Regions from separate parts of the Mus musculus genome. Here all the other regions are linked to region 3. The links are chromatin loops, found by intact Hi-C in ENCODE. Cell type or tissue: heart. All regions are shown on one strand.

The links. Peaks named below come from ENCODE experiments on the same cell type or tissue, not always from the same donor. Only the 100,000 strongest peaks of a DNase experiment are listed, where the experiment ranks them.
Region 1: it touches region 3 in a loop (2.3-fold over the local background); 6 of 42 quality-filtered maps call a loop at or near these places.
Region 2: it touches region 3 in a loop (6-fold over the local background); 5 of 42 quality-filtered maps call a loop at or near these places.
Region 4: it touches region 3 in a loop (5-fold over the local background); 22 of 42 quality-filtered maps call a loop at or near these places.

Annotation. Positions count from the first base shown.
Region 1 is chr16:45,788,588-45,796,587 of GRCm38, forward strand. It overlaps Phldb2 (pleckstrin homology like domain, family B, member 2), which reads right to left. Exons shown (of 18, transcript NM_153412.4): 6 at 402-530. It overlaps Gm52249 (a long non-coding RNA gene), which reads left to right and starts at 6,944. Exons shown (of 3, transcript XR_003951924.1): 1 at 6,944-7,050. In heart, a CTCF peak has its summit at 7,951 (motif pointing left); no DNase peak of the experiment used is centred here.
Region 2 is chr16:45,920,702-45,928,701 of GRCm38, forward strand. It overlaps a transcript of Phldb2 not described here. Among named protein-coding and RNA genes, the nearest start is that of Gm15638, 21 kb to the right of the region's middle. In heart, no CTCF peak of the experiment used is centred here; DNase peaks (open chromatin) are centred at 2,080 and 3,200; H3K27ac peaks cover 775 bases.
Region 3 is chr16:45,841,015-45,849,014 of GRCm38, forward strand. Phldb2 (pleckstrin homology like domain, family B, member 2) reads right to left here and starts at 3,364. Exons shown (of 18, transcript NM_153412.4): 1 at 3,194-3,364. In heart, a CTCF peak has its summit at 3,466; DNase peaks (open chromatin) are centred at 2,577 and 3,367; H3K4me3 peaks cover 3,337 bases; H3K27ac peaks cover 2,828 bases.
Region 4 is chr16:45,964,227-45,972,226 of GRCm38, forward strand. It overlaps Plcxd2 (phosphatidylinositol-specific phospholipase C, X domain containing 2), which reads right to left. Exons shown (of 4, transcript NM_001134480.1): 3 at 7,883-8,000; 4 at 1-948. The coding sequence ends at 792. It overlaps Gm15638 (predicted gene 15638), which reads left to right. Exons shown (of 3, transcript NR_152226.1): 2 at 2,648-2,750; 3 at 4,411-7,144. Among named protein-coding and RNA genes, the nearest start is that of Gm15638, 23 kb to the left of the region's middle. In heart, a CTCF peak has its summit at 3,475 (motif pointing left); a DNase peak (open chromatin) is centred at 3,435.

The sequences.
Region 1 (8,000 bases), 52 kb before region 3:
CAGCAGGAAGAAAAGAGTCAATAGCTGAGGCACGGTGGTACAAACGGAATAGGGTAATGCTTAAACAAGAGCATAAAATCAAGCTAAGAGGAAAGACATTCAAGGATAAACAATACTCACGATACAGTAGCGGAAGATGTCAGTTGATTTAAAAGCTACAATCTTGGTGGCTCCAGAAACAGTTTTGTATTATGAACTAGAGACCGTCCTAACAAGGAATTTTTCAACCAATTTAACAGAGAGTCATATATATTTGTTAGCATGCATATCTATGTTTTTTAAGGATCTAAAAATTAGATCTTAGGCAAATGTATGCTCTGTTAAGCAGTAAGTCACAGGTAAGCGGAACTTAATATCAAAGAACAAAACAAACCAGCAGTGCGTTCCTGTTTGCTACTGACCCTCTTGAGTTGTTGCTGTAACTGCTCCCTCATGGACTCAGGACAATTGTCCAGCTGGGTCTTCTGCTCGGAGTACAGCTCCTGAAGCCTCTCTAGCTTTTCCCTCTCAGCATCAAGCTTTACCTTCTCCTGAAGTTCAGAGATCAGAAAAGAGAAGGATGGGTATTAACCTTCATACCCCAGGCAGGTGCTAGCGGGCATTCCCGGTGGTAACAAACAGGCACAAGCAAACACTAGGAATGAACAAACATAGCTTGTTAGTGGTTAGGGCCAAGAGATAAGAACAGAATGGAAGATCCTGCCTTCTCCAGACAGCCTCCTTACCAGGTACGGACACCTGCCATTATTTCTTCACTCCCTCCTGCTACCACACATGGGGTGGGGGTCTGGGGTGTGTGTGCAAAGAATGAGCAGCACTGCTCCATGGCCCACAAGGAACAAAAGAGGTGCCAGCTACATCATATGCTTTCTGGGCCAAGAGTCCTTTGTCTGAAAACTGGATAAAGCAGGGGAGCTGTTGATTTGCCTTTAAGTACCCTCTTGATCCAAACTGCCAGAGCCTTCACTAGATTGATTCGGGAACTTTCTGTTCTCCAGCCAGAGGTGCTCTAGGCTTGCTCCTGGCCACCTTTTCCTCCCTCTGAAATGGTTCTAGCAATGGGGAAAACTCAGAGATGAAATGAGAAAATCCAGAGATAAAATCTAACTCAGGTACAGAGGGGAGGGGAGGGGGGAGGGAGGGAGGAAGGGAGAGAGAGGGAGGGAGGAAGAGAGGGAGGGAGGGAGGGAGGGAGGGAGAGAGAGAGAGAGAGAGAGAGAGAGAGAGAGAGAGAGAGAGAGAGAGAGAGAGAGAAAGAAGAGAGGAGAGGAGAGGAGAGGAGAGGAGAGGAGAGGAGAGGAGAGGCGAGGCGAGGCGAGAAGAGAAGAGAAGAGAAGAGAAGAGAAGAGAAGAGAAGAGAAGAGAAGAGAAGAGAAGAGAAGAGAAGAGAGATGATTGCCAGGCTGATTCAAGCTTCAACAGAGTAGAGTCAGGTACTTTGGAGACAATGCTTAGACATTGACCCTGCAGACACAAGTTTCCTTACAATGACACCTCTCCCTGGAAAAGATAAACAGGAAGAAAGGAAGGAAGGAAGGAAGGAAGGAAGGAAGGAAGGAAGGAAGGAAGGGAGGGAGGGACTGACCATGGGAAATGAAGGAGAGACCCCAAAATCCAGCAGAGAAAAGAGGGAAGTGACTCATTCTATTTGATATAACTGGTCGCTACTACATGCAGTGACAGTATGGGCCCACAGAGCCTCTCTTGAATTTAACACCATTTGAAGGGGAGTTTAGGCAAGAATCTTTCCTACTTAACTCTCAGGGTAAACAAATCCACTGAGATTTACCCTCATCAGTAAGTTAAAGGACTTATGTGTGCCTCTTCGGTCACAAAAGATCCTTTTAAGAAGATGAAGATTTCAAACAATCCTGTAAGATTGTCTTTTTTGTAATTTTTTATACAAACAGTCATGATTTCCGGCATAAACACATAGGTAGATTCATGAAAAAGATGTTATTGTTCAAATCTAAGACAGTGTGGCATTAGCACCCACCTAGGTTGAGGAAAGTCTCCATTTTTAAAGTGACTTTAAATTTCAAAGGTATTTTACGAATGTGTTTTATTTTCCTCCAAATAATTGAACCCAGTTGTCATAAAGTTGAGAAGCCTGCCTCTTTACCAACCTAGAATAATTCTACAACAGCATTAACAATGTACAAGACAATTCTCCCAAGTTCCCACAGTTCATTTGCTCACTGTATGACTAGAGAAAATCAGTACACAACTAACAGAGAAACTGCTCACAGAGAGCAGAATGCACCAAGTCTGCTAAGTTAGTCACTCCTTTCAGAACCCATATCGGTCCTTAATATAAGCAGCAATACACACACTTGCTGATTTCTGGCTAAGAGAGTGTTATTTCCTGTGGATCAAAGACAGTGAGTGACACAGCAAAATAAGCGTATCCAAAAAAGAGTTCTATTTCTAAATACCGGGTATCAGACTTAACAGCAACTCTAGTTCTAGACAGAAAATTATAAAAATTAAAAAATAGACTATGCATCATAATTAAATACTAAAGGGGCAAGACCTACAATATAAAGTTATTCTGGTCGGAAAGAGAGATGAGCTATTAGGTAATATGGAAAGCCACTGTCCTCCAAAACGGGTCTCAGACTGGAAGACATTACCAAATCATTACTCTATGTGTTCATCATTTCAAATTGTTAACAATAAACACAAACAAACAACTTGTAAAATAAAATACCTCATGTTTACTCAGTGCCTTCAGTCTGAGATGCTGGAAGCGTTTCACAATTCCATACAAGGGCGAGGTTAAAAGAATTATGCAAGCAGGCACCATTAGAACCTTCTGCGGCTTCACGGTGTGTACCAGGAATGCTCTGATCACCACTTAGGTCTCAGAGCAGAGGCTCACTGGGGCCCAATGCCAGAGCAAAGGAAGCGAGAGGGGAAGGATACACAGAGGATTAGCTGCAGGTGGGCTCAGACAGATCACAGAGGTGACATCACTCCCTGGGAGCCCTGGGTAGGACAACTTGGAGCCAGAAAGAAACTAATACTCCTCTGCTCTATTGATAGAGCAGGAAACTACTGAGAGCTAAGGCATCACCTTCCACAAGGAAGGAAAAAAGTATTCCAGAGTTCCATGATTCTTGCTTTTCACACGTAAATTATTCAAATGGAGTGTCCTTCCTTCTCCGAGAAAGTAAAGGCTTCTATTCTAAAGACCATCAACATAGGGGCATTTTCCCAAACACCAAAGTAGAAATGAATATATTATTTTCAAAAAGATTTGTTTCTCTTAAGATTTAAACCTATTTTTAAGAATTAGATGACTTTAAAATGTAACAAACTTTGCTCTGTTTAAAAATAAAGTTATATAAAGATAAAGTGTTCTCCAGCAAAACCCAAAATTACAAAAGAATGGTCATAAATCCAAGAACAGAATAATGTGACTTCAGAGGCTGACTGCTCCTTTAGGGGCCTTTCTTTGTTCTAGGTCTGCCTTGTTTGCCGGTGATGCGTGGGCAAAATTCAGCTGGGTCAATGCCCATTGCTAGGTCCTGCCTGTTTTGAACATGTAAGACAGATCTCCTGAAAGCTCTCTATTCATAAAATCAATGGTAAGCTAGTTACAGATAAATTAGAGATCAGTGTACAAATGTTGGCATGATCAATTGTCCCTCAGTAACTTCAAGAGATTGCTTCTGGGACCACCAAGGTAAACAAAGTCCACACATGCTCAAACCTTATATAAAATGGTGTAGCATCTGCATGCAACCCACTAGATCTATCTGCATAGCTTAAATCACCTCTAGATTACTTATTATATTTAATACAATGCAAATGATGTGCAAACAGTTGTTATATGGAACTAGTCAGGGAAATAATGGCATTTGTTACATGTGTTTAGGACAGACGTTTGTTGTCGTTTGAAATATCACTGATTCTTGACTAGCTGAATCTGTGAATATAAAATTCAAAGAATCGGATAGCTGGCTCTATTTTTTTTTTTGCAGATATTTTGTTCATTCATTCAATAAAGATTAAAAGAGCACTGGAGAGAGACATTGTCCTTTTACCGACAAGTGTTTTCAGCCCAGGGGTTTGCTGCTCTGGTTACACACTGGGATAACACAGCAAGGATTTACTGATCATATTTCTAAATCTTGTCTCAGTCACTACTACAGAGCTACGAGACAGATGAAGAAACATTTTTTAAAAATCTCCTTCTGCTTTCGTCCAGGTTGTCAAGTTGAGAACCTGGGCTTAGTCGTCTGGGACTAAGAGAGGCAATGACAATTACAGTTTCATCTTTCTCAATGACACTAAATGGTCATTCAAAAACCAATCAAAAAATTGTTCTCAAGGGCTGGGGAAGTGACTCAACCTTGAGGCCTTGAGTTTGAGTGTCCAGACATGTGACCCTGATGTGGCAGCATGGATCTGTGATACCAGCCTGGGAAGCTGGAGGGTCAGTTGGCCTGGTGTATTCTGCAATAAACAAAGACTGTCTCAAACAAGAACAAACACCCAAGGAAGCCTTCCAACCTCCACAGGAGTGTCATGCTTTCATGGGACATACACACAAAGAAAGAAAAGTCCTAAAGTCATTGATTCTACTGTTTTAACTTCACAGCCTAGAAACACCTCTATTATAAGTAAGTTCCCAACTGTAGATTTTTTTTTAAATACATTCAAGCGAAATGCTTTGAGTGAATCAAACAAAGGATGAACCGTGACAGACCCTACAGCCCAGTAACATCCAGGGAGGAGGACAGAGTTCAAGTTCAGGTGCCAATGACTGCTTTCAAATCATACAAAGACCAGGAAGTGTGGACTTTTACCCTAAACAATTTCAATTTATATGCAAGAGTAGCCAATATTCATTTAAATTACTCAAGACCAATCCACATAACATAACAGGACTTCTTTTTCTAGATCTTTTGGTTAGAAGACTCCTGCAAGTTTTCTTTCTTCTCAGTTGTACTCTTAAAGGAAGACACTGAAATGTAACTTGCTGACTTTGTGTGAATGTCTAATAGCATGCCTGTGATGGCTATTCCTGGTTGTCAAGCTGACTACATCTAGAATGAACTACAATCCAGAAATGGAGGGCACACTTGTGATCCAGATCTTGAACCTGGAACACACAAGTTCCTTACCTGGATCTTGACATGAAGATCTTGAGGGAGAGTGGCTCCCAGGCAAGGTATTCAATTCAAGCATGCCTTTAGCCGTAACCAGGAGAGTGAGACAAACAAATCTTTGAGGTCAAGGTCAGCCTGGGACAAATCAAATCCCAGATCTAGCTGTAATACACACCTTTCATCTGGGCCACCCCTTCTGCTGGAGGCCGACATAAGGACATTGGAAGAAGGAAGACTGGCTCTTCTTCTCCTGCTTGCACTTACTTGCTGGCACATCTGTTGGAACCCACTTCTTTAGGATACAGAAGACCAGCCAAAACAATTAGCTTCGTGGGACTAAGCAACTACTAGATTCTCGGACGTTCCTTTCACAGGTGCCCATTGTGGGGTTAGTTGGACTGCAGGTTGTTAAGTCATTACAATAAATTATGTTAATATATAGGGACATTCCATACGTTCTGTGACTCCAGAGAATCCTAAAACAATACCCAAAATATCTAGGTAACTGAGAAAGATCATTTTACCACAAGTAAACCAGGTGCTTCAAGGTCATACCGAAAAGATGCCAGGTAAAACAAAGGACACCCAGTTCCATTTGACTTCAAATGAGTAACTAATATTTTTTGTGTAAGAACAATCCACGTTTTGCCTGAGGTATAGATTTAAAGACTTGTTCTCCGCTTAGCTGAAAATTCAAGCATAACCAAGTTTCCTGTGCTTATAATTGCTAGTTCTCCCAATTCTGCTTGCTTAAAAAGCAATGGTATCAAGAATGAAGATCCACTTTTGTAATTTTCCAATGCTCTAGCTCATATCACAGCACAGAGTAGGCACTCAGGCTATCCCGATGCACACAGCCCTCGCTCAGATTTAGCAAGGGTTACATCTGTGATCCGGAAACCATGGGGATTGTGGGATTTATTTACCTAGCGTGCATTTACACAGTTAATGGATACTCTGTGTATAAAATCTAGGTAAATCTGAACAGATGACTGCTGTAATCAAGAAACACTAGGAAAAAAAAAAAAGTAAGTCCCATGTGGCATCCAGTTGGTTTAATCCTCAAATCCCATGATCCAGTTCGACTTGCTTTAGCTAGGGAGCTGACTTTGAAACATAAGAAAGAGGCCCCAGGAAAGGGCCAATTCCTGCTCACCCTAAATGTGACCTGGCAAATGTGCTCAACCCTGGAATTAACACCTGAGAGGAATGTGAGCCAGGCTGATGCCCTCAACCCTCCCCCTGCCCCCATCCCCTCCTCCAACCCCAGCTAAGAGGGAAGCAAAGGGAGGAAGTAGTGCTCTGGCAAGATAATAATGAGGATCAAAATGTAGCCACTTCATATGCAGAAACATTTGCTTATTGTAGAAAAGAATTTCGGCTTCCATTCAGGAGTATATGTTAGGGACAGTGACCTATGCTTCAGTTTCAACACACAGCTCAGTGTGTATATTTGAGAATGCCCACAGCGCCACACTGTATCTGTGCAGAGAAACAAACAAGATTCGTGTTCTAAGGAAATGATGGCCTGAGTTTTATGACTACCATCTGGGTAATGGAAGAAGAAGAAGAAGAAGAAAAAAAAAAACTTTCCCAGAAGTAAGGAAGTGTGGCCTTTCCTTTAAATATCACATTCGCTTTTCAGTTCAATCGACTATTTTACTTCCTGTATGCTAAGATACACAGATGAAGCACAGATAATCTCAGAATAGAGGAGGCTGAAAACCTATTTTTAATATGGTCAAAAATAGACAAAGACAGGAGAAAAGCATATATACCAGATGTGCCTCGGCACACTTTCTCCCCAAATCAAGCTCTGCTTTTAAAGTAAGGAGGGACTAGAAGGAAAGCAAGAGCCTTCTCAACCCTTCCAGCCAGGGATTATGGGAGCCTGGGCCTATGACGCATGGAGGCTCTCCACAATGTCAGCAAGGTAAACAGCCCCCTCTCCTTTGCTTGATTAGATATGGAGTGGGTGAATGCTCTTTTTCTTTCTTTCTTTTTTTACATTTATTTATTATTATATGTAAGTACACTATAGCTGTCTCCAGACACACCAGAAGAAAGCATCAGATCTCATTACTGACGGTTGTGAGCCACCATGTGGGTACTGGGATTTGAACTCAGGCCCTCCAGATGAGCAGTCGGCGTTCTTAACTGTTGAGCCATCTCTCCAGCCTCCGAATGCTCCTTTTCTTAGAGCATCACTAAATGAACATCCCCTCTGAGTTCATGTGGAAGTCAGGAAGTCATATTTGTTCAGGGTTTTTCTACATTTATAGCGGCTGAATCTGTGATATGGTTTCTATCCCAGAATAGCAACAGGCAGGGGACCTTTATCCCAAGAGTTCACATGGAAATAAACTGACCGTCATTCCTTAAGAGGAGTGAAGGGCTAGACCAAGAACCAATAGAAAAAAATGCTTAGTAAATATATAACAGAATACCTTATCCATGTTTTATTTTGTATGTATAAGCACATGTATAGCTGACATTTCATGTAGTATCATAGAATTACAATTCATAATATGTACAACTTTAAATAAGTAAATAAAATACTTGCCTTCAAATTAGATAAAATAAAAGACCAAGGAAATGCTGTCAGTAATTTCATATCAAGACCTGAACTGCATTGTGATATTAAACACTTTTCCTGTGTTTCTAAGGCCTTCCTTGTCTGCAAGTAACTAGGGCAGGTACCTGAAGAGATGGCTTAGCAGGTAAGAGCACTGTCTCTTCCAGGGGACCGGAGCTTAATACCCAGCACACAATGGCTCCTAATCATCTGCAACCCCAATTCCGGAGGATCTGATGCCCTCTTCTGGACTCCTTGGAGATTTTGCACACATGGTGCATGGACTAGGCAAAACACACACATACCCA
Region 2 (8,000 bases), 80 kb after region 3:
TTGTAAAAGAAAAATAACCACTTGTTATCGTGACATTATGTTATTTTGAGCCAGATAACTTCAAAATAAGCAAGTTGTACTGACTAGTTTTGTGTCAACTTGACACAGCTGGAGTTATCACAGAAAAAGAAGCTTCAGTTGAGGAAATGCCTCCATGAGATACAACTGTAAGGCATTTTCTCAATTAGTGATCAAGGGGAAAGGCCCCTTGTGGGTGGGACCATCTCTGGGCTGGTAGTCTTGGGTTCTATAAGAGAGCAGGCTGAGCAAGCTAGGGGAAGCAAGCCATTTCTCCTTGGCCTCTGCATTAGCTCCTGCTTCTTGACCTGTGTGAGTTCCAGTCCTGACTTCCTTTGGTGATGAACAGCAATATGGAAGTGTAAGCCAAATAAACCCTTTCCTCCCCAACCTACTTCTTGGTCATGATGTTTGTGCAGGAATAGAAACCCTGACTAAGACACAAGTCAAGGGTGACCATTGAACTAGGACCGGCATTTAAAAGAAACCTTCTCTGTTACTGGTTCAATCATGTCCTCCCAAAGGATGCTGAAGTCCTAATTATTATACTTGTGTCTCTGGCCTTATTTGAGGTTAAAGATCTTTCCAAGGCCAAGTGAGGTTATGGGAGCAAATTCTAATCCTATGTAAATAGTGTCTTATTAAGAAGGTGGATTTAAAAAAAAGAAGAAGAAGTTAGATTTAACAGGGCCTACATGGGTCTGTGCCAGGTCTTCTGCATATATATTATAGCTACTACCTGAGCATTCTTACTGGACTCCTGAATGAATGAGTGGGACTCTGACTCTTGTGCCTGCTGACGGGACTCTTTCTCTCCTGCCAGGTTTTTGTGTCCAACTTCGATATGATAGTTTTGGGATCATCTTATGATTTTTTTGTTATATGTGGTTGTTATCTCTTAGAAGTCTTTTCTTTTCTGATGACAGACAGAAAGGAAGTGGATCCAGAGGGGAGGGCAGGTGGGGAGGAACTGGGATGAGGAGAGGGAGGGCAAACTATCATCAAGATATACTGTATGAGAAAAGAATCTGTTTTCAATAAGAGGGGAAAAAAAAGAGGAAGGCGGCTTTGGCTTTAAACTCGGGACACGTGTTTACATAGGAAGCATACCACAGAAAGACGAAAGGCTGCTGAAATGACATATCTACAAGGCAAGACAGCCAAGGTCCCCAGCAAACCCCAGGAGCTAAGGAGAATAACCTCCTTCACAGCCCTCAGAAGGGACCAGCGGCACTGACACGTCTAGTTCGAAGAAACATGAGACAGACAGTTTTTATTATCATACCATTAAGCTCATAGAAGTTCTTCCCAGGTTTCCTGGGAAGGTAAAGACATTTAACTAACCTAGAAAGTTCCTTCTCAAAGGCCAGGACTGCTGCAATGCCAGTGGTTTTGTCTGCGTGGGCTGGTGATCCATGAATAAGGAGACTCCTGAGCACTGGATGAAGCATTCCTGGATGCCCTGAGTCTTCTGGATTCACTGACTTTTCTCACCCCTACTACAGCTGCCTCATCAGCCTGGTTGCTCTGTAGAAGCCCACTGTGACCAGCTCTCTGCTCCAAGAGAGGAGAGATCCTCACCCTGGCTTCTGTTAGCTGTATATTATCCATCTTTTTCAAGTATGTTTCTAGAGTCTTATAATTTGGCATATTCCATGTGTGTTAGTGTGTGAATACTTCAATCAGGAGAAGTGTTTCTCGAGGAAAAACCATCAAAACCACACCTTCCCAAAGGACAGCCACTCGGTATTTGCATTAGAATAGTAACAAATTAAAAGCCAAATTAAATCTGGGATGTCTTACTAATTAATAACCTTTAAAGAAAGAGGAAACACATACATAAATGCACACACACACACACACACCCCAGGGAAACTATATAAAAAAGAATACTTTCTACAAAGATCTGACGTCTAAGTTGCTTGGGAATGATAAATGCTTCCCCAGGCAGATTTCCTACTCCAGGGAGTTTGTTATTTGGAAAAAATACATTGATGATGTAATGAGAACCCTCCCAGAGGAAGCACCTTCCACAGGGGGGAAGCGTGGACCTTGGGACACAGCCAAAGATCTTCAGCTGTTGGCTCTGGACTGTCTTTCTCATTACCTAACTTTTTCCACTTATGCAGATCCTTCTCTTTCTTTAAAGTGTTTTATGAGAGTACTGGAAAGCAAAGTGAATTCTTAAACATAATATGAAAACCAATGAAGTGAAAATAACTAAAGTTTAACAATGCGTTTCTATGGGTTTGCTGAAACATATTGCATAAATAAATAGCTATCATACTTGTTATAGTCCACACCGTAGGGCTAGTGATCCTCATGTGCACATGTGTGCATCTGAGCGTGGAGGTATCTGTGTGTTTTTCTTGAGCCAGGCTTTCTCACTGGACGTGAGCTCAGTGATTTGGCTGGTTGGCTGACCAGCAATCCTCTTGTGAGCTCCTCTTATGTCTACGTCCAAAGCATTGGGATGATTGGCATGTACCATCATACCCGGCTTTTATCCAGATACTGAGATCAAACCAAGGCCTACATACTTAAGTAGCAAGCAAGCACTCTGCCCTGAGAGCCACCTTCTCATCCCCTGTGACATCAGTCTTTGATCAAACTAAAGGAATTGCATCAATTTCCCAACCGTCTACCCTAGATATTTTCTGAATGTTGTGGCTAAATATCGACGCAATGTGACGATAAATCTATACACAGCAAATCAAAAAAAAGAGCTCTCTAAAGCTTCGTGCCCTAGACTGTGTTCCATATCCAGAGCGCAGAGGACTTCTTGCATGTGTTTTTAGAGGTGCCACTTCTCTGCCTGGGAAACTTGGGAATGAGGAATTCAACTTCTCCAAGACACTCCCATCAAGCTGAGCGTCTTTTTGATTGCTATCATCTCAGCCCTCTTCTCTGTTACTTGGGAACAGACATTAACACATGCCTGAGCTGGAGCCCTGAAATGTTTAGATGGGGAAACGACACACTTGGTTAACAGGAGCTGCTGAGATAAAAGAGTTCATCTTTCTAACCCTTGGGAAGATGGGGGAAGAGGAAGAGGATGCTGTCTGGCAGACTTGCTGAGTGAAGAACTGGACCCAAATGAGAACGTTTGTTTACTTGGGTTTTGGGTTCCCTTTCAGCCCATTTTTATTACCTAATGATTTGGGCTGGCTTCCCCACTTCCTTCATAGTCCTTGGGCTTGGCAAGGGAATTTTGGAGGGGACAAAGTCTCCTCTCCTTCATAAACAGGATCTGATCCAAACCCAAAGTATTTCACATTCGAGACTGGAGCTGCTTAGACACTAAGCACAAGTCCAGCCATAGGATAATGGATGAGTGCAGCTCTTGGGTCATAAATAAAGTCCTGTTAAATGTGGCTTTCCAGAAACAATCTCCATCTGGCAACATTCACTGCCACGTGTCTGCCCATGGGTCAGGGGTGAAGGGGAGGCGGCAGTTCAGTAAAAGTATTGTTTGCATTGGCCCATAATTAAAGACTATAAATTGCTCATTGATGGCCAGAGGGCTCTTTGAGCACTTCTGAATCTCTTCCTCAGACACAGAGGAGTGGGAGTGGGCTCCATGGTAGGTGGAAACATTCCAGACATGAATCCAAGCATTGTCTCTTGGGACTTTGCATGTGGGCTTCGCAAGGCAATGCTAGATTGCCGCCAAGGCAGAGCAAGCTCTAAGCTTGGGGGTGGATTTGGGTGATGAGTTTGTTCAATAAGACATTGAAATCCCAGGCAGTCCTGCCAACCTTTGTTCACATGAGCCCATCAACACAGCCTGCACAGTGGCCTGCACTCTGTTATTCACAGCAGCACCAGAGGGCATGGGGAAAGGGCTATCTGGCTGGCTGATGGGCCAATGTATAGCCCTCTAGGGCTCCACTACTTTCCCTGCATCTTTTGGAGCTGGTGTGTCTGTTATCACTCATAGAGTAGAGCTTGGTCTGCAGAGGAAATGAGTGCTCTGTAGTGTATGGTTTTAGTAGCACGGCTCTAATCTGCTGTCCTCTTACAACTCTCTCCTGTACAAACCCCTCATTACATCAGTCTGCTGTTTACAGAGTGCACTATAAGCATCTGTAAACCTCTGTCTTGATGTACACTACAGTTCAGTAAGCCCGTCATTGTGTCCAGGTTAACCTACCAGAACTTTATGCTTAAAAACCCTTGGAGTTCCTTCATGTATATGGCTTCTAATTCAAGATCATGCTGAAATTCCATTTGCTTTCTGGAATCTTCTGTGACAATCACCCAAAGCTATGTTAGGCAGTCATCCTGGATATCACTCAGCTTATGACACAAATGGCTTCCCTAGGCTTTTTCTCACGGGGGTAAGTATCCCCAGTTGATGTTATCTACTCTATCTTTTAATAACCATCCCCTGGAAAATACCAACCAGGATCAACCAGCTGCCGTCTTCCCCTTCTTCCAAAATGAGCGTCTAAGGCGCAATCTCTCTCGTGTGCTACCAGCACTTACCAGTTCTTCCTTCCCCTACGTCACCCAATTCATCCAAAACTGCATACAAACTTCCAAACTAAGCCTAAGCCACTACAGAAACTACTATTTCTGTAGGAACTTAGTAGTCAGACAAAAATGCAATGACTTAGGGAATGTCAGCCACAGTAATTCCCATCAGAAGCAAAGTCCTGACAGTGGCAAAGGCAGAGCCGCTGGGAATAGGATAATCAAGTTATCAAGACCACCGAAAATTCATTGTGCATTTAAACAACTGCATGTGAACTATTCTATTAGATACTACTGATAGACATAGAAGTTACGATTATCATCTGAGTTTGCAGATAACAAAAATATGGTTGTGTCCTCTATTCTCCAATTCCTTGAAACTGAATTCCAGAAAAATATTTGAAAGTTTCTGCTCATTATGAAAATGCCTTTCCAAAATTCTATGTTACATCAGGAAATATTTGACTCACAAATGTAATGTCAACACTCTGCAAAAGGCATACTTTGGGACTATAGAAAAACAACAGATGTTTACAGATGTCTTTGCATTGATGGGAAGGGTTCAGGTCAGGAGACTCCGAGAACTCAGTTGAACACAGCTGCTCTTTGCTTGTTATGCCCAAGTCCTTTTGTGTGTCGAGTCTTGGAGGAAAAACAAGACCAGCAAAACTTTTCCATAGACCTATGACATGTTCGACATGTATGTTTACAAGTGGGAATTTGAGAGAAGGTGCCCTAATTTCTCTGGGTTTTTAAGTTTCTTGAAACAAGTGACTAAATGGCTGTTTTGTGGTTTATAAAATACATTTTGTTGTTTTATTTGATCTAACAACACTGCTATAAGAAAAAAATATTATCAACCTTAGTTTGCAGAAAATGAACAATATGAAGAAGATGGTAAATCTTGTAGATAATAAACAAAAAACTGTTAGTATTCTGATTCAGGGTTACTTGTCTTCCTTTTATAGTATGTGAGGGTGTATGTGAATGCACACATGTATGTACACATGTGAGGGGGTATTTGTTCTTGTATGTGAGGGGGTGTCTGTTGATGTATGTGGAAAGCTGTGGGGGGATATGTCTGTTCGTGTGTTTGAGAGGCTGTCTGCAAGTGGAGAGGAGGAAAGAGAAACGATGAAACACTAAGGTAGATTCTGCTGCACTCATTCTGTTTTTCTTCTTTTGCACTTCAAGTTTCAAAGAGTGGGACTTAGTCCCCCACCCCACCCCACCCCACCCCCGCCCTTTACTTCAGTTTCTAGTGAGCTGGGTCTGGTCTTCACTTCAAGTCTGATGCTGTCTAATAGAGCAGCAGAGTGATTTAGGAAGCAGGGAATGTATTATCTCTTTGCTTTTTAAGCCTTAATTTTGTATCTAAGGACTGGAGTTAAAGTAGTATGGACTGGATATCCAATTGGTTTTCCTCTTTAAGGGAAACTAATACAAAAGAGTTTTCTGGACGTGTTTTCCCTGTCTAACATCTGAGGTTCATTTTGCCAGCTAAAAAATAACTTTTTGCATGGACATTAGCTATAAATCACCTTTTCAATTGTATTGTTCTGGAAGCAACCAGTGGTATAGAGAAAAGGAAGGGTGTTCTACAATGGCCACCTACTTTTCAGAGCCTTCTAGATGGCCGTCTGGGTGCCTCCCTGACCCTCCAACACTGTGAATGCCAACCTTGCTACTTTCTCCTACTTTCCAGCAAGTGTATTGATCAGGAGTAAGAAGCTACAGAACATTGGTGTGGCGGGATGAGGCAAAGGTTACGGGTGCTTCGTGTCTGCCAAGAAAAAGTTGAATCCCAACGTTGCTTGGAAGCTAAGCTTCAGACTTTGATCCCCCTTGGCCCAAAGCAGAGAGAAGCTTCTCTGCTCTGCTCTTCTGGGCCTCTGGAAAGGAGAGACTTAGGGAGCATCTTCACCTCTCAGCAGCTGAGATTGTGCAATTTCTTTTACAAGGACACCACAGGCGGATTAGCATCTCCTCACTCAGCAAGTGGGAATTAAGACTGGGAAGACAGAGTCTGAGTAATGCAAGGATGGAAGGTGAGGGTCCAAGTCTGGGTAATGTCCATGAACCTGCCTTGAGGTCATAGCACCTCTGTTGGACAACTGTGCCTTTATTGATGGGGTCACTGGAGCCCAGTTTTAAGAGCGTTGAAGGTAACTCTTCCCTGGAATTTATGATGTTGCCGCCCTCCTCAACACATAATTTTAAACCTTCTTGAAATGAAATTGTGAGCATTAGTGGACCACTTTGACTCAGCTACTTTATAAGAACAAACAAAACTTCTGTGCTACCAATTAGCTGCATGGGGCAAAAGTGTGATAGCTAGAAGACATCTAGATTCCCGATACCCCTGCCCCTAATTTATAATCAGACATCTATTTGTAAATCATACACCAAGCCAAGTCTTGCACAAGAGACAAAAATACACAATGGACCAGGCGGTTTTCTCCTGTACTCTGTCACTGGAAAAATATTTTGGATAAGACTCCCAGATGTTGTAATTATTCCAGTCAGTTCTATCAAGTGGGGGGGGGTGGGGGCAGTGGGTCTTTCTGTCACAGACTAAAATCCATTTCTGGGCTGCAGACCAGAAGTCAAGGACTTCCCAAACATTGTTTCATTATATCCTCCCTGTAACCCTAGGAGGTAAGTTCTGTTATCTCCACTATACAAACAGAAAGCGGGATTTCAAAGACATTCCAAAACTTGCCGCAGGCCAGGCAACTTAAGAAGCAGCAGCATAGCAGCATCAGGGTCAAGTTGAGGTGTGTTCAACTCCAGTGCTACACTGTTGCCAGAACATCACTCTGCTTCCTCACTAAAGGGCATTCTATTTTCTGAAACAAATATCACCATAACTGTTTGTTTACTCTTTCAGGATTGTCATAAGGATACATCATAGATTGATATCTATCGCAGAAACAACAGAAATTTTATTTCTCATATACCTGGGGGCTGGAAAGTCTGAAGTGAAAGCTCTGGCAAGCTTGGGGACTGGTGAGGAGGGCCTGTTTCCTGAGTTATGGCAGACACTTGCTTATCTATGAGGGTGAAGGAGGAAATCGGTTGATGCTATCACATTGACGGGGCTTGGATTTCAACACAGGAGTCTGGGGAGATGAACTTCAGATCCTAGCATGAGTCTGTTACAGTAGGATAAAGACGAACAGTATAAAGCCTCTGACTTTGTGAAATACTAACATCATGATGTGCTGGCTAGGCAGTACTGTATGATAATGCAAATTTAATTAATACATAATGCCTATTGCTGATCTGTGTCAGGGCCATACTATGCTGTGTCACCACTGTGACAAAGTTTTCTAAACACGATTCCATTTCATATTTATGACAACCTGGTGAGATCAGGAATATCTCATTTCTGATTTTATAATGGTGAAGCTGCCATATCAAAAGTTAAATGACTGGCTTGAAAAATATTGTCATCTTAGGTATGAGGTTGGGTTCTAAAGTCCAGATTAATAAGAGCAATAATA
Region 3 (8,000 bases):
TCTATATCCACATTCATCAGTTTATAGATCTCTGCCACCCACCCACCCTCTGCAGCTGCCAGGGATCTTTCTCCCTCCATAACCTTTCCCGTCTGTCTGAGATAACTGCCCATTCATGTGCTCTGATGCTAAGGCACAGTGAGAGGGCGAAGGAGGAAAACCTCAGATGCTCATTTTGTACCTGCATTCAAAGACAGCATCTGCTATGTATGTGGGACCATCTGTTGCTCAATCTGACATGGAAAAGATAGTCCAGGCCTCAGAAGTGGTGTCACAGGTCACACACACCCAGACATATGCTCTGTAGTCACTCAGGCTTACATTACTGCCCGCATCCAGGAGTTTATTTTCAAATTGGGGAAAGCTTTTGCTAAAACTCTCAAGAAGGGTCAAGTCCCAGTTTTTGTTCTTGATTTTGCTTTGGTTTGTTTCTCTGTTTTTAAGTCTGGCCTTCCTAAATATCAATTATTACATTCTCTAGTCTCAGGCTCTAGCAAGAGCTGTGTCTGCCACTAACTCACCCAAGGACTTTCCAGTCTCTAATCCCTGGGCTTATCATCTATGAACTGAGAATTGAATTTAGTGATCGCTGAGGCTCCCTTGTGCTCAAATTCAATTTTTAGGCAATTCAAAAGCATAAAGGAAACCTAACAATGTCCTTCATCTCTACAGGATATAGAGACTTCTAGTGCTAAGGACAGAAGGGTCCACGGCAGATGAAAAAGCTTGCGGGATGTGGTATGTGTGAACAACAAGAGTTAAGTAAATTTGTGAAGATCTAAACTAAATCAAGATCCCCAATTTACTAACATCTGCGTGACCTAGGGAAATGCCGTAGAACAGGGTCTGAGACAGATAGCTCTCTGTGTGTTCTAGATGCTAAGATGTGTCCTGGTATATAACAGCATCCCAGATCTCTATTCAATGGAGGCTGATGGAACCTTCCTACCCTCAGCTTCATAACCAAAAGACTTGCCAAGATTCAGACAGCAGGCCACTCCTTCTTCCTGAGAACTACTGCTAAAACACACTTCGGGGCTTTCAAGACAAAGCACACCACTCAAAAGGTGTTTCCCCACATTTAATAATTAAGCTCAGAGAGATTTAATGACAATTTATAAAGCTCAGGTATTCTTGGAAAATGTACAATGTTCCTGTCTTTCCCTGTCACCTGAGGCAACCCCTCTCTGCCAAGGGCTGAAATGTAGCATCCTGTAAGGTCAATTACTATAACCACAATGCCCCAACGGCTTTAAACAATGATGCAAAACTAATAAAGACTCCTGAAGTGAGTTCTCCATTACACTCCACAACCCACCATGCATAGAGCCAACAACACTGAAGAAAGTAACGAAAAGCCCTTCAATCAAGCTCCATCAAGTCAACTTTGGCTTTTCTCCCTTCTCCTGAAAATGCCAGGGGAAGTGACGCACTTTGGCCAGAGTTGTTGAAGAGATGGGCTGCATCTTCACCCACCTTCTTATCTAGCTTTTCTGGCTTGCCCCAAGCAGGGATGCAGCAGATAGCCCTGCTGTCCTTTCTCACCCCAAAAGAGCAGCAGCTGCCAGCTGTGGGGAACCAGACAGAAGCCTGCAAATTGCCTGCCCTGGATGACTGCTCTTAACCAAACATCTCCTTTTGCCATTTGTGAGCGTGCTAGGATTTGCAAACTTCCCTGCCTCTGGAGTAAAAGCTACACCAAGCTAAATGCAAAGGCTCATCTCTCCTCTCTTTTAAAGGCCTTTGTCAATGTTTGGAGACTGCGGAGTTTCTTAATTATACGCAATGTTTAAATTCCACAATGTATTTATAAGGAGAAAGAAAAAAAAACCATTCAGTTAAAAACTTTTAAACAACTAAGTCCAGGAAGGGAACCTCAGGAAAACACAACTGTTACTTTTCAACGAACCTTAAATGGCACATTTAAGGTTCAAATGGCACCAAGCATGTTCTGTTAAAATAGTAGACCACTCTAAAGGATTATTTACCTCAGACCCAATGAATGTGTTGCTAGCCTACCAGGAACTAAGAATTCAAGTGCTCCGAGGGCAAACGTTTAACCCTATGAAACTGTGAACCATATTTGGAACCTTCCATCTAAATTCAGTCGTTTGAAGCCCAGAGGAAAAATAATCTCAAACACACAAGTGAAGCCCAAGTTAGAAGCTTTGTTACAAGCGTCAGAGTTGAACATTTACATCTGTAATTTACATGTTCATACACTGGAGGGGGAAACGTGTGAATATTTACACTAACGGACTCCACATTTTATGTCTCTACTAGACTTACCCTCACAGCTCTGACTGGCTAGGAGACTAGCTGTGTATCCTAGAACACTTGAGATACCACAAAAGGAAGACTTCTAGGGAAGAGGGCTGGGCCGGACGAAAGGATTTCCAGTCTTGGCTAGTCCACATAAAAGACTGTGGGAATCTTCCCTCTTTGAAGTGAGAAAGGTAAAAGAGGAGCCTCTGGAAGGAGGTTGGACTTATAAAGCTCTTTTAAACAGGAAACCCCAATCCGGGAAGGGACAGCCCGTCAGCCTTTTAATTTCCTGCCGGTGGCGGGAGTTAGCTAAGTCCTCCCCGCTTCCAGTGCTGCTGGCAAGGGTGAAGTTACTGAGCGCACCAAGCCAGAGTTCAGCAGGCTCTCTGAGCGGCTGAAGCAGAGGGTCGAAATGCTACCCAGAGTTGCAGCTGCTATCACCACAGAGAAAGAGACCATCACGCCCTCAGTGTGGGATGATAGGGAAACCATAACTGAATCACAGTCAGGAGCTCCTGGAAAGAATCTCGGTCCGGAGGCTCGCCGTGCAGCCTCATTCTAGAAACAAAGTACAACTAGAAGCCGATTTCAGAAAGGTCCTATCTGAGTCCCGTACTCCTCAAGATCCAGCTGTGGATCTTCTTATCCCCGGAATCCAGATCTCTGTCTAAGCAATCCAGACTTTCCGCAAAAGTTGCCTTCGGGACCCTTAATTAAATCCTGCCTTTTCGACCCAATCACTCACGAAAACCTCACCCCTACTGGACACCCCTTCCCCACAATGCCTCCACCCCGCATCGCCGTGCACAATGGAGGACAGAGCACTCTAGGACTGTAAGGTTTAGGCTTTGCGGACCCCTGCCCGGGCTTTTGTCTCTACAGCCTGCAAGGGAAGCAAAGAAAATCTGCGCTCAGGGCGCCCACTCACCAGCTCATCTTTCTCTGGAACTGCAACTCTCTCCTCGGGTCCCGCTGCCCTTGGGCCTGTCCCTTGCCTCCGCCCTCCCTCTCTCCCTGTGTCCTAGTCCGGTCCCCGCCGCTGCCGCAGGCTGCAGCCAGACCCTGCCGCCGCACACCGCGCACTCCGGGCGCCCCTCCCGGTGGGGGCGGCCACCGCCTCCTCTCCGCCCCCGACCTCCGCAGAGAGACGGGCGGCTACCAAGTCGGCTGAGGGGGAGGCTGTGTCCCCAAGGAGCCACCAGGGTGCGCAAAGGCAATGCGGGCCGGCTCCTCCAGGCCCTCTGTAGCCCACTACTCACCTGGGGCGATAAGGTGGCCGAATGCAGGCGGCCACAGAAGGCAGGCACCCTGGGTGCTCTGTGTCACACTCAGCAGAGCCCCTCGGCCCGCGGTGGTGGACTCCTCGAAGCTCCCTCCTGGTCCCGACCCGAGTTTCGAGGCACCGCAGCGGATCCTTGGAGTTCCCAGCTAGGAAGTCCTGGAGCCTAGGTTCTTAGGGAGCTAAGCTGCTGCTGCTTTTACTGCGTTTGGAGTGGCCTGGCCACTCGTCACATCTCTAGGCTCCACTTTCTCAAAGCTACGTTCGCAGCTATGTGCTAGAAACCTTTGTTGTTGGCTTTCTTTTCTTTTCTTTTCTTTTCTTTTCTTTTCTTTTTTTTTTTTAAATAAGGTGGAAATGGGACGAGAGAACACAACACGTCCTGGAGTGCGATTTCCTCCCCAGGACGAAGTTTCTGCTCTGTGAAACTCCAGGTGACTTCACCATAGACTGCTCTCCCCAGGGCAGGTTTACCTGATGCGTCAGAAAAGCAGCTGTGCCAAATGGCAATGGAACCGCCTGGGGTCAGGGCTGGAATCAAGCAGATTTAAAACTCCGTGATACTGATTGCCTTGGAGGGATGTCTCATAAAGGGTTCTGCATTTTCCAACACATTTAACATAACCAGTGGAAGCAATATTAACGTGAACGCCTTTCAGCCTTGCTTCCCTGAGCAGCTAGTCTGTCTTGACGCATGCAAATGTGGATGTTTGTAAAGTTCTGCCCCAGTGGGGTTAAGTCAAAGAAAGACAAGAACCTTGGAGGAACTCGCAAGGTCCAGGACCGGCAAGCTCTTTAATAACAATATGGCCCTAGCAAATTGTTTTAGCTACCACCAAGGATGTCTTCAAGGCTGTAGCAATAGCAACAGGGGTACTAGTGTAGGTACTTCCAGTAGTTAATAAACCTATGCTTCATCTATACACAATGCCTTTAGCTGTGAGAACACGCACTAATAAAATGCATATTTAAAATGTTTTATTGAGCAAAAGTATGACTTTTAAGATTAAATAATGTTTACTATTTATTCCTGCGTGTGCTTTGGTGCATGTGTGTGCACGTGAATCCAAGTAGGAAGGGAAAGCAGAAATGGCCATGAGCCACTCCACAAGGGTTTTGACAGCCAAACTCAGATCCTCTTCAAAAGCTAGACAGCTCTTTGCTGCCAAACAACCTCTCCAGCCCCGAAATTTTGACTTCTAATTTCCATGAGAACCACTCCTATAAGGATGATTTGTGTTTTAGAGCATTCTCAACGCACCACCTCGGTATCCCACGCTATTAAATTCACATGACTTACACCCCATCCTTTCACCTCATCTCCATCAACTTAAAATCATTTATCCCATCTCAATGAAAGGAAAGACACTCTTGAGCCACTTGCCTCTCCATACACTTACCTGTTTAACTATAGCAAAATGATGGCCAATTGTTACAAAAAGCTATCTCAACTCTCTGCCTTCCCATATACTCCAGTCAGAAGTTGCCTTTATTGTATTCCCCTGAGCTTAAATTATGCAACTGAAAAAATTGCTTCTTCCCAGGTATGGTGGTACGGGACAATAATTCCAGCTCTTGACCAGTTGATGCAGGATGATCAAGAGTAGCGTGCAGGCTTGGGTCTCTTAACCAGTTAGGACCAGCCTGAGCTATGTAAAGCCTGACTCAAAACACCAAGGGCTGACTGTGGAAATCAATATGGTGGCTCCTCCAAAAGTTGGGAATCAATCTACCTCAAGATTCAGCTATATCACTCTTGGGCTTATATTCAAAGCTATATCACTCTTGGGCTTATATTCAAAGCTATATCACTCTTGGGCTTATATCCAAAGCTATATCACTCTTGGGCTTATATCCAAAGGACCATCCATCCTACCACAAGGACGGTTGCTCAACTATGCTTATTGTGGCTTTATTCATAATAGCTGGAAATCGGAAGCAACATAGATGTTCCTAGCCAAAGAATGGATAAAGAAAATGTGGTACAGTAATATAATGGAATATTACTCGTTTGTTTTAAAAATGACACCATGATTTGCAGGCACATGGATGCTACTAGAAAAAAAATCATCCTGAGTGAGGAAACTCAAACCCAGAAAGGTAAAGATGGCATGCATTCACTTATAAGTGGATATTAGCTGCTAAATAAAGGATAATCAAGCTACAATCTATAGGCCCAAAGAGTAGGTAAAGGGGAGGGCTCTAGGTGGGTAGCATGAGTATCCCCAGGAAGGGGAAATAGATTTGGGGGTGGCCTGGGGACTTGTGGGGGCAGGAGTAGGGGGATCAGGCTGGAGTGCACCAAGAGCTGGCTGTGTCTCTCAGCATTAGCAAGTTCCATCACTATTCTCTCAGCACGGGGGCAGGGTGGGGGTGTGCATCTCACTCCTCAGTAGCAATTACCAGCTGATCCTTAGCTCCCTTTTCTCTTCCTTTTTCTTCTGATCTAAGCACTGACTACCCAGAATTCAGACTCTGGACCTAGTTTCAGTCTAGGGGCTTCCACTGGTGCTATCACTCTACCCCCACAGAACTAAGTCCCATCATGAGTTGACTCTCCACAAACTTTGCACCCACCCCAACCCACGCCTCCCGAATCCCAGACCCCTGGCAGCAGCCCACATGGATGCCTTCTGACCACGTATTTACCATTTCCAACACTGATTCCCTAAAATCTCTTCCTCGGTCTCCAGCCACTCTTTTCCAACTGCAGTCTTCCTCCTATTGGGTCTAAAACCTTACGTCATCCTTGAATTTCTTTTCTCTCCAACTCATCAGAAAGACCTTTCTGCTCTTATTGAAATCAGCACAGATTTCAGCTGCTTGCTACCACACTGTTTATCTCAGCTAGAGCTCACCTGCCATACTGCCTTGACTTACCCTTGCCCTGTTCCAGTCTTTGCTCTCTTACCGGATAGGGTCAACACAGAAGCCAGGATGATGATTGTAAAAGATTAGGCAACACAACTACTCCTTTCCCTACAATTCTGCGGTGACCCTGCTCAGTCAAAGCAAAAGCTGAATCCCATGTGCTGGCCTAGGAGGGCATTGCTGAGCTAGGCTTCCCTCCCAGTGCCTCCTGCCTCTCTCACTCAACTCTTGATGCCCCCGGTATCTCTTATTATCTCTCACTCTCCTCAACATCTCTGCATTAGATTTCCAGAGACTTGTGCATCTGCCTCAGGAACCCAGAGCTTGCTCCCTCTGTTCCAGGCTCCCCGCCCTTCCCCATGCATCGTATAGAGCGGCCCCTCACTTCCTTTGCTCAGATTTAACCATGTTGCTCAGGCCTTCCTGGACCATTCTGCTAAACGTTTAAGATGAACTTGCCTTTCCAATATCTTTTCTTTAGTTTATAATTGTAATTTGTATTCTAACCGTTGTTACTGTAACAAATATCTGAGATAAACTCATTAAGAGAAAAGGTATTCTGGGCCCATGGGTTTAGGAGGTTTCAGCCAAGCTGCTTTATGTCTGTGATAAGGCAGCACACACCCATGTAGAAGACAAGAACTGCTTATCCCATCCTAGGGAACAAGAGAGTGGGGTTGGTGGCTGATAGTACTAATTCTTCCCTCACTTCCAGCTTCATTTTTTTTTGTCGTTTCATTATTTTGTTTTTTTGAAGACACAGTTTCTCTGAGTAGCCCTGGCTGTCCTGGGAATTGCTCTGTAGACCAGGCTAGCTCAAACTCACAGCAATTTGCCTCCCTCTGCCTCTGGAGTGCTAGAATCAAAGGTGTGTACTATCATGCCTAGCTCACTTGTTTTCTCTTTTTGTTTTTTGTTTGTTTGTTGATTTTTAAACATTAAGACAATGTATTACCATCTCAGTGGCTGGCCTAGAACTTGCCATGCAGACCAAGCTGGCCTGAACTCAGAGATCGGGATGACTCTGCCTCCAGAGTGCAGGAATTAAAGGCATGTCCCACAGTGTTGGGCTTAGAGTTTCACTTTAATCTTAAATTTACCATCTCCTCCTAACAGTATGGTAAGATGATGACCCAGCCTCCCACAGAAGGGCCTTTAGATAATACTCCAATACTAATACTAGATGTAAAGTGTAGAAATCACAAAGTGTACTCCTAAATTATGTTAGCATCTGCTTAGCCTTACTAGAATGGGAGTTCTAGACAGACAGATGTTTATCTTTTTCCCCTATGCTATATCACTAAAACACCTAGAACGTTGCCTGTCATGAGTTCACATATATGATGAATGATGGCTTTGATCCAGTGCTTATAGATGTTTCCCTGACTGAAACATGCTAACCAATATACTCAACCTAGATAATTATTCTCTAATGAATTTGCCTACTAGCACAATATACATTCAGTAGGCAATATTTAAGTTGCTAGTATTCAGGCCGAAATAAAACATCACAGATATTTATTATAAACAGCATTTACTGTCTGGATCATTCTTCTAAACACTTTATGGTCTTCAGACGTTTCAT
Region 4 (8,000 bases), 120 kb after region 3:
AGAACGAAATCAAAGAACTCTGGCATGCAACCAACATGCATGTTTAGTCTGTATTGGGCCCTCACAGAAAAGACTTTCCAACTACTGTCCCTATCATTTTAAAGATAGGGCCCAAAATACATTAAAATAAGAAAATACTTTTTCTGATGCCAAGGGTAGGGTGCACTGCTTATATGAAGAATAAAGGTGCCCACTTCTAGCCCAAGATATGCAGAGCCAGCCTGTGGCTGAGCACTGTGATAATAAACATATCTTGCTCTCGTAGAAAGTGGTGATACTGTACAGTTCATGAGAGACCTGGTTCTTGGCTCCATAGGAGCCCCTTAGAGCTCTGGGTTGATGGCAGAGAGCTCTCAGGATGGTCCACGCTCACATGTGCCATTCTTCTGACCAGGAATGCCTTTCTGACTTAGTCTTCACACAGGCTCAAATGACCACAGAAGACAAGAGGAAGCTGGGCCAGTTAGGATGTTGCATAGCCCACAGAACCTGAAAAGGATGCTTCCATCTTCCATTTGCCACCACAAGCCACTGGGGAGATCCTGATGTTAACCATAGGAAACATGCATTCTTCTCTTAGACTTAAGTTTGTAAAAGTGTCTTTGGGGGAAAATGCATGGAAACCCCTTAGATTTTTTTTTAAGTCCAAGTAGCTATGTGAGGAAAGAGAGGGCCTTCTTTTCCTTCCTCACTTCCCCGTGACTGCCTACAAGTGAGTCATCTTTCCTAGAACCCTCTAGAATCCTACCTTATATCAACAACCTCAACCTCAAATTAAACAAAGCATGAATTCAACACTTAGTCAGAGCTCGATCCTCTAGGAGGTCGTTCAACTCAATCACAGTCGTGGCAAAGTCTATCAGGTCCACGAAGTCAGATGTGATGATGTTGACACCCATGGCGCCAGGCTTTTGAGTCTTCACCCAATCAAGGATGGCAGGGAGATTCCTACATGGAGAAAGGGTTAGGTGAAAAGAGGATAAACAGATAGTTAGGGTTAAAGTGACAAGAGCAGCAAAGGGCATGAGCCGCTTCTGTCACGACACAATGTGTGTCAGAAACACATAAGCCTTATATCTCCATGCATACTGATCAGGCTTCCACCAGAACTAACCTCTCCAAGGTTTCTGTTATGCAAATGACTATCTGCTTCTAGCATCAAATGGACAGCCACATTAACAGGAAGGACCTCGTAACACAGAGTCCATCAGTCCTCTATTGTTAGGTTCTTAGGGTTCCTCATAAAAAAATTCAAACAGATGGCAAATTGAATGAGGTTTTACAGTAAATGGACCCGCCCCTATCTCTTGCTATTTTACTATTTTGCTTGCCACGTATCTATCAGCACATCACCGTCGTTCTGTATGAATACAACACAACCTATCCATTTTCCTATTGATAGGCACACAGACTGTTTTTAATTCGCAGTCATTATGAATAAACTATTATGGGCATTCTTTTATGAGTCTTTTTTATGGGCATCATCTTTTATTTTACTTGGATAAAAATCAAGGGTTTATTTATATTTAGTTTTATAAGAAACTGCCAGAGCTTTCCTCGAGGGGGCCACCCCACTTTACAGTTGCAACAACAGAACAGGAAAGCTCCGGACCGTTAAAGTTCTCCCTAAAAATTGGTCCCATTACTGTTGTGAAATCTAGTCATTCTAAAATAAGTGTGGCCACTCATGCATGTCTGTGATCCTAGCCTATGGAAGATTGAAGCAGAAGGATTGCTGGGAATACAGACTGGATTTGTGTGCCCTTTTCTTGCAAGTATCCATGTATTCATCACTTTAACAATTCTTCCACCTACTTTTTAATCATTTTTTATTATTTTCCAGTTTTGTATTTGTTCTCTGAGAGTTTCACACAATATGGCTTGATATTATTCCTTCTTTCTTCTTTTAAATGTTAAGTTTTAGAAACATTTTTACATCTGGGATACTAGCCTTTTGTCAGATATATTTGGCAGACATTTCTTTTACCTTGTATTTTTCTCAACAAAATATTTTGATAAGCCTGGATTTCTTAATTTTGATGGAGTGCAATTTGTTATCTTTTTTCTTTAAAAAGATTTATTTATGTGGCTATGTCCTTATGGGGGCATGTACATGTGTATGTATGCATGTGTGTGTGTGTGTGTGTGACCTCATGGTGGTATGTGCATGTGTGTGCAGAGGTGTTCACAGAATCTAGAAGAGGGAGTTGGATCCCCTGGAGCTGAAGTTATAGGCTGAGAGCTGAACTTGTGTCTTCGGCTTAGCCACCTCTCCAGTGAGTGCTCGTAACTCCCGCCATCCCTCCAATCCCCCATCATTTTTTTTTTTTAAATTTCTGTGATTTGCTTAAGAAACACATTCACTTCCAATTCACAAAGATTTCCTTCCTTCCACAGTTCCTTCTGAAAGCTTCAGCGGATTCACCTTTATCTTACTTTTTAAAAACTACCAGTTAATTTTTTTTACAAAAGGCCAGGGTTCACTTTCCACAGAGATAGTTATCCTCGTACTGCTCATGGCTCTTTAGTAGATTAATATTTAATCAGCTGTCTCTTGAATACAGTTGCTGGGGTTATTTGATAAACAGAAGACTTCCGGTGTGTCAGAGGCTCAGAGCTCATGATGTAAATAACACTTTCATTCCAGTGTGACCTACGTGTGAGGAGCCACAGAGGAAGAGAAGAACCATCAAGGCTACTGGCTATCTTGTAACAGTAAACACAGCTCACGAAATACCCAGCAAAGGAAGGTAGAAACTGGCCTACAGTTGATTATTGCACGTCTAGGAATCCCTTGGGTTGGATTTGCTCTAGCTAACATCCATGGTCCGTCCCTCTCTTCTGTTACTCTCTGGCTCTCCCCGCACCCCATTTCTATCCTCCACTGAAGCTTGATGTACCCTCATTTCGTAGTCTTCTAGAAAAAGTGATGTTAAGACCTCAGCTCTTCTCTCAGTCAGCAGAGACTTCACTGCCATGAGTTGAAATAGTCTTATTGATCAAATCACTTTTTTAGAAAAAAATTGTATTAGCTGGTTGTGGTACAAAAGTCCTTCTACTTTTAGTTGGGACGCTTGATGATCTTAACTGACTACAATTCCTTGTCTGTCAGCTACTCTTCCCTGTGAAACAGGATCAATCAGAAAGATAGTATATGGAAAGTGTTCAGAGCAATGGCTGCTTAGAGCAGTGTCGTGTATTTGGCAAAGGAAAGGTATCATAAAGGAAAGAGTAAAGAGGTCGAAAGAGAAACATTTGGGGGAGTAGGGATAGGAAACCTCTTATATATCCACACAACGAAGTTGTGAAGTTGGGAAGCGGGGTTGAAGAACACAGAACTCTCAGACAAAGGCCAAAATTTCCCATCCGTCCCACGTGAAAGACACAGTAGTAGTGAGCTTGTAACATTTAGGATTCAAAGGATCCCTGGCCAGAACCTATGTTTGGAGATCCTGCGCCACCTGCTGGTCATTCTGGGGGAATGATACTTGCCAGGTAGAGGCAGCCCCGACCCTTTGCAGACTATAAATCCATACTTTCCAGATTAAGTGGTGAAGAAAAGCTCATCTCAGAGACCTCAAGGACATGTGCAGGGACACCCGATTGTCCAGAGGACTGTGTTAGCTCACTTACTCTGTCATAACAGCATATACACTGTTGACTTCAAAGAACTGGAGTTATTTTCCCCTGTTCTAGAGGCTACAAGTCAAGGTTGAGATGCTATTGGGCTGGGTTTTTTCTGAAGCCCTTATTCTCTATTGCAGGAGATTTCCTCCTCCTCATGCCCTCCCCTCAGCAACCTATGTGTCATTTTCTCTGTATGCACACACATATTCCTGTAGTCTCTTGCCTTTTGCGTGCTTTTGGAGATCTTATTACATTTTCAAAGATGACCTTGACTGTCCCCTCCTCTGCATGGATGCTGGGATTGCAGGCTTACACTGTCTTGCTTCTCTTCTATTGTCTCTGGGTTTAAGTTTCCTTTGGACTTCAATGTGAGTAGATTAGAACCCACCGTAATAGCCTTTTAACTTAATTCTCTCTTTAAAATGCAATGTCTCTAAATGTACTCACCTTAACTTGAGGGAGGGGCTCAGTACATAGCTCTGGGTGGCCTTGAACTCGCAAAGATCTGTCTGCCTCTGCCACTGGAGTGCTAGGTCTAAAGGTATGCACCACTAAACCTGGTTGAATTATTATTTTAATATTATTATTTTAAAACTGGTTAATTTGAAGAGAGGGGACATAATTCAATGACATTAGTAGGGACCCTACAGGTTTCAACTCCAGGCCTCCTGACTGCATTCTGACTCACTGCGAGCCTTTTGGATCAGGTGTTTTCCAGTCTGAGGAAAGCTACAACAGAAATCCAGGCTGAATTGTCTATATATGTTTGTGGCTTTCTTCCAGGGTGATGAACCAACGTGAACAAGAGACTCTCATGTTCCAAGTGGATCTGAAAGTTGGGAATTAGCTTCCTACCAAGGAAACTACCTGGTCCCCAGTAGGAAGACACACTGGATCTTCCCTGGCTTTGAGCTGTTGATCAGTGCTCGGAATCAGCTATGTAGCATCCCTGTTCAGTTAGCCAGTACAGACAGCCTTCAGGGCGCTGGTGCTCAGGGGGAGAGCCCACGATTATTCAGTTGTGAAATGACAGTCATGTGATTTGCTGGCACTTGGGAACAGACTCCTAACCACAGCCACGTTCCTGCTCCACTGATGTGTAGGCACAGGAATGTAGGATCACACTCCTAATATTCCCATGACCAGAAACAGTGAGGATGCCAAGAGAGCTACTCATTTGAGGGACACATTCTCACTACCAGCTGGGAGACATTGCCTTTGCGCTCATCTTCTTGACCATTAAACAGAGAGGCATCATTCATTGGCAGCAAGACTAAGAAAGCAGGACATGAGACTAGTGAGAGTGTGGATTACCAGCTGTAACTAGTGTGAACTGACTAGATCCAGGGACTACTAACTCAATCACGGGGGCCTAGAAACACTAGGAAATTAAGCTTAGACATTCTTTCTGCTCACAGCAGTGCCCAGCACTACACAGACGGAAGCCCGGCAGACCTGACAGGCTCTTGGCTCTCACAGGGGCTGTAATCTTAGTTGTAATCTGTGATGCTGGATCATTTAGCTTCCCTGAATACTGTCGTATATTAGGACCCACAAGGGGCCTTACATGGCATGCCCCTTCTCCACGTCAAAACACTGGCCCGGATTTAAGAATCAAATAAAAGCATTTGCAAAAGGGTGCCTTTTATTCAGAATAAAGGACCTATCCTTCGTGTGAAATAGCCTCTTTGGCGGCCCACACAGACTTGCAGTGGACTGGTCTTCACTCAGGTATAGAAATGTTCATGTTAGATTTTGCTAAAAGACTATGGGGCAAAGGCTACAGGAGTCCTCTGTGTCTCTCCATCTGCCTCTTCCCAGGTACTCTTTCTGTTTTTCTGAACATACAGAAAACTTCACTTTTACTGAATGAGTAAGTAACATTAAGCTACAAAGAATGAAGAAAATGGAATAGGAACTTGAACATATATTTTTAAAAAAACGCATAATTCTAGGTCCTTTTAAGAGATATCACACTGAATTAAGGTTGATTGTTTGATTTGATTTGATTTCATTTGGTTCGCTTGTTAGCTCACACTTAGAATCCCAACACTCTTGAAGACTGAGTCAGGAGGACTGCAAGCAGTCAGTTTGAGGCCAGCCTGGGCTACAGACAGGGTTTCACTCTACCATACCCTTGTTCCCAAAGAGTGTTAGCATCTAGCCTAGTCATAGCTTCTCCTGGCTTTGAACTCACAATCCCTTGCCTCAGCCTTCCAACTGCTGGGGATTGCAGGTGTGCAGCACCATGGCCAGCTGAACACAGTTAATTTCGTTAAGACTTTGAAGGGCTGCGTGGAAATGAGCCCATCTTCAGTCCATGGTTGACATTATCAGGAGTTCTCAGCACAAAGCAAGAACACTGTTCTTGCTTGCCTTTAAAACACCTGACTAAGCACATGGCTATTATATGAAACCATGTTTCTCAAACTCAGAACCAAATGAGTGTGACTAGGCATGTGACTGGGCATGTAACTGACTAGACATGTGACAGACTGGTCATGTGACTGGGCATGTGACTGTCGTGTGACTGGGCATGTGACTGTCATGTGACTGGGCATGTGACTGACTGGGCATGTGGATGACTGACTGGGCATGTAACTGACTGGTCATGTGACTGTCATGTAAATGGTCATGTGACTGACGGACTGGGCATATGACTGGGCATGTAACTGGACATGTGATGTGACTAAACACACCTTTCATTATTCAAATTCTAGTCACTACCTAGAACTCAAGAACTAAACAGATACTTGTAAATATCTTTTTTAAAAAACCTAAATACATGTCTCTTCAACTTGTTTTACAAAGGATAGCCTACTGAAAAGTGAATTTATAATATCCCTCTACATACATATTTGTCATATACATATATACACATATACATTATACACATACATGTACAAATATGTATACACATACACACTTATACACATAAACAATCTACATATATACCCAAATGTTCATATACATGTAATATGCTTTCTTGCCATCCTCTATCCATCATTCACTGGTGCCCAGGACGAAGAATATCATCTCATACAAAATAACTGGATCATCCTCGTTTATACGTATATCAGACCTAATCCTAGCCCAAGTATTTGAGGCTGTGGCATGGTACTCAAGACTCAATCATGGTCATGAAAGAAGAAAGAACAAACTCCTGGAGGACCATCCCACCGTCCCTAGCATGAAGCATGACAAACTTTATTTAGTGCTTTTTAACAGTGATTATCCCAGTCAGCTGTGTGGGCAGTAAGAGGATCACCATGGGTGTGTGTCAACAACAACAAAAAAAGCCACTGGGTGACATTGGCTCAGAGTACTTGTCATAGTATCAAAATATAGTGAATATTTATGGAATAGTGCAAACATTTTAATAAAGTATCAAAGGATTCTTAGAGTGCTATTCCTATACTACCCCTAGAATCCACAGCTTTACAAAATGGTGTGTTTTATGTTTTTGTAATTCTCAAAGTTTTACTGTTGTTTATTCAGAATAAAATCAATTTAAATGTTTGTGTGTGTGTGTGTGTGTGTGTGTGTGTGAGATGTGTGTGCAGATATAGTTGTGTGTAGGTACATGTGTATGTACTTGTGTGGGAGGCCAGAAGACAACCATGGCTCTCATTCTTTAGATATAATCCATTTGGTTTTAGAGAGTCTCTTGCTGGCCTGGAACTTGCCAATTAAGTTAGGTTTGTCAGACAGTTAGCCTCAGGCACCCAGCTGTCTCTACTTCTCTACTTGTTGGTTTCTGGGATCACGTGGGCTCACTGTGCTCTGAATTGTTTTTGCAAGGGTTCTAGAAATCAGATCTTCATGCTTGTAAGAGAAGTTTACTAATGGAGCTATCTCCACAGCCTAAGGGGGGGGGAGAGGGAGAGAGAGGGGGTGAGAGGAAGAGGAGGAGGAGGAAGAAGAAGAAGAGGAGGAGGAGGAGAAAAAGAAGAGGAGGAGGGAGAGGAGGGAGGAGGAGAGGGAGAGGGGGAGAGGGAGAGGGAGTTTGTATGTGTGAAACTTCTTCTGGGGGATAGCACTAAGTATGTAAGCCTGTAAGTCCAGTATCAGGGAAGCAAAGACAGGAAGATTGTGAGTTCAAGGCCAGTCGAAACTGTACAAAAATGTCAACTAATCAACCAATCAACTCAACCACCCAACCAATCAACCAAACCAAACCAAACAATCAACCAGCTACCACCACCAATGAAACAATAAGACAAACCCTACCCGTGGGGTAGGAGCCACCTCTTACCTGTGAACTAGTGTGTTCTTGAGGCCCCCCACCAGGCCTCGAGCAATAGTCTTCACTCTTGGCGTGAGGATGGCCTGGGAGACATGGAAGGCCCCACGTGGAGCTCGCTCACTCAGGG